Regions from separate parts of the Homo sapiens genome. Here region 2 is linked to region 1. Evidence: read pairs that join two places in POLR2A ChIA-PET (ENCODE). Cell type or tissue: IMR-90. All regions are shown on one strand. Each heading gives the region's core, and the rest is flanking DNA. Links, peaks and the distances in the headings are about the cores only. Region 1 overlaps HHIPL2 (HHIP like 2). Region 2 has its middle 190 kb from the start of LINC01705.

Region 1 (5,381 bases), core at 242-5,241:
TATTAAAAAAAAAAAAAAAGGCTGGGCATGGTGGCTTACGCCTGTAATCCCAGCACTTTGGGAGACCGAGGCAGGTGAATCACCTGAGGTCGGGAGTTCAAGACCAGCCTGACCAACATGGAGAAACCCCATCTCTACTAAAAATACAAAATTAGCTAGCTATGGTGGTGCATGCCTGTAATCTCAGCTACTTGGGAGGCTGAGGCAGGAATATCGCTTGAACCTGGGAGGCGGAGGTCGCGGTGAGACAAGATGGCACCATTGCACTCCAGCCTGGGCAACAAGAGTGAAACTCCATCTCAAAAAAAAAAAAAAAAAAAAAAAGCCACAGACCTAGACTAACCCTAGAAAGGCTCAAGGTCTTCATGTCCAACTGCAAAGAGACCGTTTCCCAAGTATTCCATAATTGCTATAGATGCATTGTCCTATGCCATTATTTGTCCAAACTGCTTTTCATCTAGAACATGAGTTTGCTTCGGGACAATGAGGACTGTTTTTATGGCCTGCCATGGAGATAAGAAATGAGAAAAATGCATTTGAGAAGAAAATGACATCAAATCTCACCTTGAGGGGTCAACAAACTTGTAAATAGATCCACGTGGTGCATAGGCACTTGGGTAAGAGGTCGCCAGGAAATACAGCTCCCCTAAGGCAACAAAAATAGACAGGCAATAATGGGACATCAGGCAGCACTGAGACACAGAGTTGGATGCACAGAAAATGGTCAAAAAGAGGTTATGGCCCTAAAATGCAGTGAGCGCCAAGAACGGAATCCCAGAAACCTAACTGGCATCAGCTCTGCTGGGCTGTGAGCTCCTTGAGGAGAAAGTCCATCTTTGAACCCCCCAAAGACTAGCTCAGTGTATGGCCTAGCAGAGGCAATTTCACGTGTATGTTTGTTTATCAAACCAAACAGGTTTCCCCCTTATCACCTCCTTGCCCTCAGAAACTTCACCTCCGTGAATCTCCATTTCCTTCCCCACCTCTTTCCTCTGTGAACACTTGGATATATACAGTCTGCAGGCTGAGGACCATCTGTCAATCGCTTTATTTTGCCCCTTCTTTAGTCCTTTTGTTTCCCTTCAGCCTCACTCCCATTTTCCTCTTTCATTCTGTCCTTGAGTTCCTTATTTCCTGGTGACCCTCCCCACTCTCCATTTCTCCTCTCGGTCTTTTCCATGCCCCACAAAAATCACCTCTACCCACTCTCTCCTGTATCTCTCTGATATGGTTTGGCTGTGTCCCCACCCAAATCTCATCTTGAATGATTTGGCTCCCATAATTCCCACATGTTGTGGGAGTGACCCAATGGGAGATAATTGAATCATGGGGGCAGCTTCCCCCATACTGTTCTCCTGGTAGTGAATAAGTCTCATGAGCTCCGATGGTTTTATATAGTTTTATAAGAGGAAATCCCTTTTTCTTGGCTCTCATTTTCTCTCTTGTCTGCCACCATGTAAGAGGTGCCTTTCACCTTCCACCATGATTGTGAAGCCTTCCCAGCCATGTGGAACTGTGAGTCCACTAAGCCTCTTTTTCTTTATAAATTACCCAGTCTCAGTCTCAGGTATGTCTTTATCAGCAGTGTGAAAACGGACTAATACACTCTTAGAAAGAGCCCCCTGCTCCTTACCATTTCTCCCAGTTGTAACTCAGGGAAATGTTCTTTTGTCACAGTAACTACCTCATTCCACATTGCTTTCTAGTTATTTGTGAGGGACATTATGCTATGGGGTCATGAGCCCCAGTGGAGAGTCCCAGAAGTCTGATTTGATTTCTGATAACACCAGTTCCTCTCCATGCTATCTTGGGAGACCTCTTCACCTGCACAGCCCTCGAGATATTTATTCATTTGTAAAATGGGGATCACAATGCCTCAAGTGATTGTTAGGTATTCAATTAGAAAGTGTTAGATAACCAGGCCGGGCGCGGTAGCTCATGCCTATAATCCCAACACTTTGGGAGGCTGAGGCAGGTGGATCACCTGAGGTAAGGAGTTCAAGATGAGCCTGGCCAACATGGCAAAACCCCCTCTCTACTAAAAATACAAAAATTATCCAGGCGTGGTGGCACACGCCTGTGATCCCAGCTATGCGGGAGGCTGAGACATGAGAATCACTTGAATCTGGGAGGCAGAGGTTGCAGTGAGCCAAGACCGCATCACTACACTCCCAGTGCAGTAGGCAACAGAGCGAGACTCCGTCTCAAAAAAAAAAAGAAAGTGTTCGATAATCGTAGTTATTTTTACTTTCTTATCTGTCTGACCCAATGTTTGTGCCATTACACTGAATTAAACTCACTTGCTGTCATGTGCCTTACACAATTCTTTCTCAATTTTATGAAAGAAAATGTCTATTAAGTTGCAATTCTGAAAAACCTAAAGCTTTATACAGCTCTGAATTATTTAAACAACTAATTTTTTTTTTTTTTTTTTTTTAGACAAGGTCTTGCTCTGTTGCTGACTGGAGTGTAGCTGCACAATCACAGCTCACTGTAGCCTCAACCTCCTGGGCTCAAGCAAACCTTCCACCTCAGTCTTTTGAGCAGCTGGGACTACAGGTGCATGCCACCACATCAGGATCATTTTTTAAACTTTTTGTAGAGACGGGGTTTCCCTATGTTGCTCAGGCTGGTCTCAAACTCCTGCACTCAAGCAATCCTCCCAGCTCAGCCTCCCAAAGCAGTAGGATTACAGGCATGAGCCACCACACAACAGCTCTAAACAACTGCTTTTTGTGGAGAACAGAGACCAGCGTTTGTCTTGTGCTAAGTGTGAGCCTCATGGTCTTTGCATAGCCCCTACACAGGGTAGCAGCTGCCTAACAAACTATGATTTGTGTACTGACAAACTAGATGTATAATCTTCCCCATGTAAGAGATCTGATGAACTAGGGCACACCCTCCTTTAGAGTCAGTTTGCTTTGTCTGAATGGGAAGCCCAGGCACCATCCAGAGTGATTCTACCATTAGATAAATGTGGTGTCTACGAAAGGTCCACGTGTACACAGGCAGGGGCCCCTCGAAACCATGCAAAGGCCTTCTCAGTCTAAAAAGAAAATTGAAAACCATGCCTATACTGGACTGCAGTTTGTGTAAATTACATGTCTTCCACATTCCATAGACTTCCCATTGTATTTTTAGGAGAAAACAATGCTAGAAGTGAATTTCATCTGTAGCATCCAACTGATATTTTTAATATACATCTTAGGGGAGAAAAACAAAAAAACTATAATATGCCATTTAAAACAAAAATGCATGCTATACAAATTTACTGCAAACAGAATTCATTTGACCAGCCCTCTTGGGAATGCCCTTCAGTGACTAACTTTCAGAAATCCCATCAATTAAACCTCAGCAATGGGCAGCTCCACACCAGCCAGTCACTCAGCAGCAATTCATACCAGCTATCAACTCTCAGGACCCAGGATGTGAAGTGCAGCCATAGGTGAGGCAGAGCTCAAGTTCCAAGTAAAAAGTGACTTACCTAAAGCCAGTGGACTGATAATAAAATAATGAAATAAGGCTCAGATCTAAAAATGCCTCTCAGAGGAAAAGAATATGGCAAGGGCAGAAAATATGAATCAGTTTATGCAAAAACACAAGAGCAAGCAACTCTGGAAAAAAAAATAATTTGCCTCAAGAACAGCCTCATCAGCCTCAGGGCCGCCCTTGGGTAAAGGCTTGGGAACACGTTGGCAAGTCTACCCCATGAAATTCAGCCAAGGACTGTGTTTTGTTTGCCAGATGTACCATGACTGTTGTTTTTTTTTTATGCTGTCTGTTTTCTACGGTGAGAAGTCTGCAAGCACAACAAACCAAGCCACCAAAGCCAGGTTCTCTGTGGCCTCCTGAAGAGGAGCAAGCCACAGAAGATGGCAGCCCAGAATCCCTGGGCAGGCCTGCCTCTGGGGTTCCAATCTCTGGGGTGGTGCTGGACACAGGGGTGTCCGGCAGAGGAGAGGCTCCACCACCGCCTGCAGCTTTCACGTCACTCACTTTCCACTGGCCATCATCCTGCCAGCCTGTGGTTTCTCTCCTTTTTCATATGTTTGGACTTCCAATTTGGAACTCACATAGACTTTTTCCTGTTAAAATACTTGAAGTTTCCAAAATTCTTGAAGTTTCCTCTGCTCCTATAAAACATTCATCTCAAACTATCTGTTCATCGGCTAGCTGAGAGGAAAGGGTCCGGGAGCTGACTGGGTCTCTTTATATCCTACTCAAGTGAAGGTCCCAAGGCAGCCACCTCATGGCCCAGAGGGGAAAGAAACCAAATACTTCAGAATCCTTTGAGACTCTGGTTTATACCTATAGAGAATCTTTTTTTTTAAATTTTTTCTTTTCTTGTGTATTTTTTGTGTTTTTTGATTTGTTTTGTTTTCTGTTGTTTAATTATTTTTTTTTCACCTATAGAGAATCTAGATGTGGAAGGGACCCTGAGAGATCACCTTATTATCTCTGTCTTTAAACATGGTGATATCTCGTGCCAAATACTGAAAAGTTCACTGTCCTCACATAAAAAAAGAGAAATATTTAAAATTCGAAAACCTTATCTTTCAGAGTGAAACATAACTTATGTAAAGCTGAAGTTAAAAATCGGCTTTCTGATGATAAAATGTTTGGAAATGTATTAGAGCTGAGTCTCTCTGTGTCTCTCTCGCTCATGTGTACACGTGCACATCATGCTTCACTGATTCCCTTAACACGTGCCTAGTCTGTCTACTGAGCAACCTCCTACCTAGATGTCTACCTTTTTCTCAGGTTTCTAAATAAATAAATAAAATTCTCCTTTTCTCACAGACTCTTGGCAAGGTCAGGAAAGAACCTGGCCCAACCAGTGAGATGATCACCAGAGGTCCCTTTCCCAGACAGCACCGGCAGCATAAACACCCGCTGCCCATTTAGTCTGGCCCGCTGTTGGCCCTTTCCACATTCCTAAAACTGTGGTTCAGAATAGATATTCCCCTCACAGTGAGTTGTGTGGTTCAATCAGGAAGGAGTAAGTTGGCATATTCAGTCTGTTTCTTCATTGGTGAAACGAGCATTATAATTACATCATGGAGCCGGGCGCGGTGGCTCACGCCTGTAATCTCAGCACTTTGGGAGGCTGAGGCGGGCAGATCACCTGAGGTCAGGAATTTGAGACCAGCACGGCCAACACGGCAAAACCCCGTCTCTACTAAAAATACAAACGTTAGCTGGGCATGGTGGCGGGCGCCTGTAGTCCCAGCTACTTGGGAGGCTGAGGCAGGAGAATTGCTTGGACTCTGGAAGCGGAGGTTGCAGTAAGCCGAGATGGCGCCGCAGACAGAGAGCAAGACTCTGTCTCAAAAAAAAGAAGAAAAAATAAAAAATAATTATATCGTGGGGGTGTTATGATT
Region 2 (5,381 bases), core at 220-5,219, 280 kb before region 1:
ATGAAGATAGGAGGGAATACTGGTGTCCATCTTTGTTAGGCATAGAAAACTAGCTAAGATTGGATGTTTATTTTACTTTAATGCAGTATCTGCACAGTAAATGTTTGCAATTCAGAAGCATTTTCTCCAAATATTTAGGAAACAGCCCTTCTCTCTAATAAGTATTTTGAAATTGTTATAAAATTTTGTTTCTTTTCTCAGGTTTTTATATTTTCAGGTCATTAAAAAAAATCATCCTTGCTTGGCTATGCTACTAAAATCTCAACTGCCCTGTGGGTGTGGCCAGGAAGAGAGACAGTGCTTGCCACCAGTCCTGCTGGGCAGTCCAGCCTTGATCCAGAGGTCTGGGAGGGCATGGGTGATGTGTTCCAACCCTATTTGTATCACCCTCTAATTGGAATCCTGGTTTGTAGCCCATTCTGAATGAGCCTGCTTTAATTCCCTAAACAGATATCTCCAAATGAGAAACAAAAAAAGAAATTTGTAAAGCAAATGACTGTCAGGTGTTTGGTCCAGTCTGACTTAACCAGACACTTCAAGTACAATTTAAAAAAAAAAAAAAAAGAAACATAATTTTGGAGCCAGAAGACCTGGGTTCAAATTCTGGCCAATGTACTTAATATATCTATCTTGTAGATGCTCAACTGCTCATATTTGTCATCTGTGAAATGGGTATAGTAAAATGTTCTCACCTGCACAGTGTCATAAAATGTAAATAAGGTAATTTGCCTAAAAGCATATTAAATCAAATATGCCAGGCAGATTTTATGTTTGTTTTTATTGTTTTAGAAACAGAGTCTCACTCTGTTGCCTCATCTGTAGAGCAGTGGCATGATCATAACTTACTGCAGCTCACACTCCCGGGCTCAAGTGATCCTCCCACTTCAGCCTCACAAGTAGCAAGGACTACAGGCATGCACCACCATGCCTGGCTAACTTTTTAAAATGTTTTTGTAAAGATGTGGTCTTGCTAGGTTTCTCAGGCCGATGTTGAACTCCTGGCCTCAAACAATCCTCCCACCTTGGTTTCCCAAAGCTCTCAGATTACAGGCTTGAGCTACTACACCCCGCCAAATGTTTGTTTTAACAACAATTTTGAAAAAACAAAATAGTAGAATCTAAGCCATTTTGTCCAAAAGTCATTCACCCAAATATTAATTAAGGGCTTGGCATTGATTCAGAAGATGTATACAGCATAGAGTCAGCCTCTAGAGTTTGCAACATAATTAGGGAAACAAATATAGCTTTAATGATTATTAGAATATTAGCAAGTATATTCTGGTGGCTAAGTTGTGTCATTTAAAAAAGTTCTTTATGACCGTGGTTCACGGAAGAAAGAGAGCAACATAGATTCATTGCTGTAATGACACAGGTCTTCACAGAGGAATTTGGAGTGGAATAACAATAGGAGTTAACATTTATTGAGTAATTCTTATCACTTTAAGACATAATTTTGAGCTGTTTATGTATTAATGCATCTAAGCCTCAAACAACCACATGAAATAGTTATTATAATTTTCTCCATCTACAAAGGAGGAAACTAAATTTCAGAAAGTTTAAGTAATGTGTTCATTGTGCCCAATTAAGCAAGTGGAAGACCTAAAATTCAAACCTGGACAGTCTGACTCCAGACCTCTGCTTTGACCCTTCCTGACGATGTGGGTGCACCTGGTACACCTGCTAACACATGGCACAAAGGTTCTGCAAACTCTACTGAACAATTTGCCATCTGGCTCCTTCCATCTTGGCTCCTTCTTATCCAGTAACTAAATGAGAACTAGAAAAAGCTGTTCTACTTCCAGTCCACGGGTGACCTGCTAAGTAACCTTGGGAGATTTCATATTTCCTGCCACAGCTTTGTCAGCCTTAAATAATGAATTTCAGAAAATATAATTAAGTACAGTTTATTTGAGTGCAAAGCCTGAGGACAGCCACCCAAGACACCAACTCCAAACAAATGGGGTCAGCATTCCAAAGTGGAGAAGTTAAGGTTCCACTTAAATAGAAATCTTAGCAGGATTACAACATTTTCCATACAAGATCAGTGCATATGCCACAGAAATTTAATTGGTTAAAATTGCTACATTCCAAGGCAGATTACTCTATAACTCCCTGAAGAGGGGTAGTGATCTGAGTCAGTGTGTTAGCTCCAGCACTGTTTGGTCTTAATTATTTAGAGAAAAAAGAAAAGAAAAAGGCAGAAGTTGCAGCTGCAAGCCACATGACTTAGATGGCATAGCCACCTTCCTCTCAAGGCTCAGGAAAATTTAAAGCTCCCACCAGGTGCAGTGGCAAATGCTTGTAATCTCAGTACTTTGGGAGGCCAAGGTGGGAGGATCACTTGAGCTCGAGAGTTTGAGACCAGCCTGGGCAACATGGTGAAACCCTGTATCTACTAAAAATACAAAAATTATCTGGGTGTGGTGGCACGTGCCTGTAATCCCAGCTACTCGCTTGAACTCAGGAGGCGGAGATTGCAGTGAGCTGAAATCGTGCCACTACACTCCAGCCTAGCGACAGAGCCAGACTCTGTCTCAAAAAAAAAAAAAAGAAAAGAAAAATCTGGTCTCTACAAAAAATACAAAAATTAGCCGGGTGTGGTGGTGTGCACCTGTAGTCCCAGCTACTCAAGAGGCTGAGGTGGGAGGATCTAGGTTGCAGTGAGCCTAGATCATGCCACTGCACTCCAGCCTGGGCAAAAGATTGAGACCTTGTCTCCAAAAAAAAAAAAAAAAAGTGAACATGGTCAATTTTTTCTTTAAATTATAATTTAAAAAGTGTTAAAAATGTAAAGTTCCAACAGCTTTAAGTTTGAATTATTTCAAGTTTGAATTTTTTAATTTCATAGCTTCTTTATCAGTAAATCCAAAATGATACTTCCACAAATGTACCTCAACTGTCAGAATAAAAGAAACTGTGAGAATAAATGGGAAAGGCTGCTGAAAAATACAAATGACCTAAAAGAGTAAATTAATTGTCATCATTACTATTTATTTTTTACTGTCTATCTAATCCCATGGCCAGAAGGTATATTTCTAACTGTCATCTGTAATGACAAAAGGAAAGTGCGCAGAAGCATGTGCCTGGATCAGCATGGCCCGACAACCTCTGCAGGATGAGTTGCTGTGTGTGCAGGTCCTGCAGCAGATGGAACAGCAAGTGTGCACATCTGTATTATTCAGGTGATGTGTGGATACAGAAGAAGGAGAACGGAAATGACTTTTAGAACCAGTCTTGTTTTCTGCTTGTGTTATTTTATACAGGACTACTTAATGTCTCATTTTCAAAATTGTCTGAATATGCATGTCTTTGATGCAAGCAAGACACAGGGCTCCTAAATAAAAGAAGAAATAGGAATATAAGTAAACAGTAATGAGCTGTTTTTCTTTCTTGTTTAAAATATATTATTCTACTCTGGCAGCATAGAGAAGCCCTAAGGGAGCATTAAGTAGAATTTTAAAAAGCACTTCCTCTGACTCAGTCCATACTAGCTTCGCGATGACACCTCAGCAAACTCAGTTAAATGAATTTCTGAATGAATAATAAGTGACAGAAATCAATCAGGTATCTCTGCTGCTGCCAAATTTACAATATGACAATGTCACTGACTGGGAGAGAGCTAAGATTGGCCTTTGGACCAAGTGTGGGAGGCTTAAAATGCATAATGTGGAAGTTAGAGGACAGGAAGAATCTGTCTTGCATTTGATAACCTGAAAAAGGGGATATAATTAATATCTCTTGGGCTGGCCACATCTGGTGAATTAAAGGGAATTTTTACTTGACCATAGAGAATGCAGGAAAAGAACCATAGATATGACAGAAATATTGGCGAGTATTTATTCATTCATTATTTCACCCATTCATAAATCATTCAGTGATAGTCAAATAACTCACTGTCAAGCATACGCGGCTAGGTGCTGTGGATTAAAAATGAAAGAAGTGGAGTCCCCGATAAAAGGAGCTCACAATGTAGTGACAGAAATAGACATAAGCAAATAAATATAATGTGATGAGTTTATCTTAATTACAGCCATGGGCACAGGGTACTGGGAGAGCCCTTAAGGAGGTGCAGGGAGGCAGGAGGAATGCTTCCCAGAGAAATGACCCTGGAGCTAAGTGTTCAAGTATCAGCATGAAATGAACAGGTGAGGGGCAGGGAGATTTTGCACCAAGAGGACCTATTTGAGTAAACAACTGAAAATGAGATAGAGAATGGTTTATGCAGGCAACTGCAGACAATTTACTATAGTATAAAATGCAAAGCAGGAAATGGGGCAGAAGAAGCCAGAAAAGGTGGTGAGGACCAGGCCGCAGCAGGTCTTCTCCAAAGAAGCAGCTTGTTTTTTATCCTTTTGGGTAGAGGTTCTCAAACTTCAGCCTGATTCAGAATTACCTGAAGGGTTTTCTAAGCATGCATTGCTGGGCCCCATCCCCCAGAGTTTCTGACCTCCTAGGCCTGGGGTAAGGCCTGAGAATTTGCATTTCTAACGAGTTCTCATGTGATGCAGATGATGCTGGTCCTGACAACACCATGCTCTAGGCAACCAAAAGGGCTTACTGGGTTTCAAGCAAGACATCCATAAGGTAAGTTGTGCCCCTTAGAATCCATGGACTCTCTGGATAGGCTGCATTTTTAAGAGTCAAGGACTGGAGGCGGGGAGGCCAGTTAGGAGGCTGTGCCAGAGGCCCGAATGGAGAAGCAGACAGACAAACCAAACCATAACTTTGTTAGTTAGCAATTCCATATGTTACTCACAAACATTGTGGAAAAAATCAATGTGTCATGTTTGCAATGTCTGGTTCTTTAATTAGTACATAAAATGTGAACAATATTAAAAGAAAAAATATTTAAGAGAAAAGAGGTAGAACTGGAATTACACACATTTTCTATCGAGAAATGAATTCTACTGATTAAAACCAGAAAATAGAGATTAGTTTCCTACCTTGGATTCTTCATCCCAGTGATATGGACAGAAGGCAGGGAAATTCTGGGCAGAAGAGGCCAAGTCCTTGGCAAGGGCCCCACCCTCAAGCTGAAAAGCCTAATACCGCCACCCAAAGTGAAAAGTTACATCCCTGTTTTCCTGATCAAATGTTGCCTTTTCCAAAACCACCCATGGCCCACCCTACCCCTGATCCTGTGCCCATAAAACCCCCAGGCTTAGCCAGCAGAGACAGCAGAAGCAGTTGGACGTTGGAGACTATAGTTGGACATTGGAGAGAAGCAGCTTGAATTCAGAGGGATAGCTTGATGGCATAACTTCAGAGAGGAGTCCAGCCAGGGATGGCCAGACACCAGGGGAAGATTACCTTCCCTCTCTATCCCCTTTTCAGCTCCCCTTCCAGCTGAGAGCCACTTTCATCAGCAATAAAATCCCCTG

Evidence for each region. ChIA-PET counts read pairs that join two places held together with the same protein. Peaks named below come from ENCODE experiments on the same cell type or tissue, not always from the same donor. Only the 100,000 strongest peaks of a DNase experiment are listed, where the experiment ranks them.
Region 2: POLR2A ChIA-PET joins it to region 1 with 18 read pairs; 2 of 35 experiments call an interaction of 5 or more read pairs at or near these places.

What each region holds. Positions count from the first base shown.
Region 1 is chr1:222,526,405-222,531,785 of GRCh38, forward strand. It overlaps HHIPL2 (HHIP like 2), which reads right to left. Exons shown (of 9, transcript NM_024746.4): 7 at 565-646. Among named protein-coding and RNA genes, the nearest start is that of HHIPL2, 19 kb to the right of the region's middle. RefSeq lists a silencer at 108-292. In IMR-90, for the core only: no CTCF peak of the experiment used is centred there; no DNase peak of the experiment used is centred there; H3K27me3 peaks cover 795 bases.
Region 2 is chr1:222,248,491-222,253,871 of GRCh38, forward strand. No RefSeq gene overlaps it. Among named protein-coding and RNA genes, the nearest start is that of LINC01705, 190 kb to the left of the region's middle. In IMR-90, for the core only: no CTCF peak of the experiment used is centred there; a DNase peak (open chromatin) is centred at 2,111; H3K27ac peaks cover 423 bases.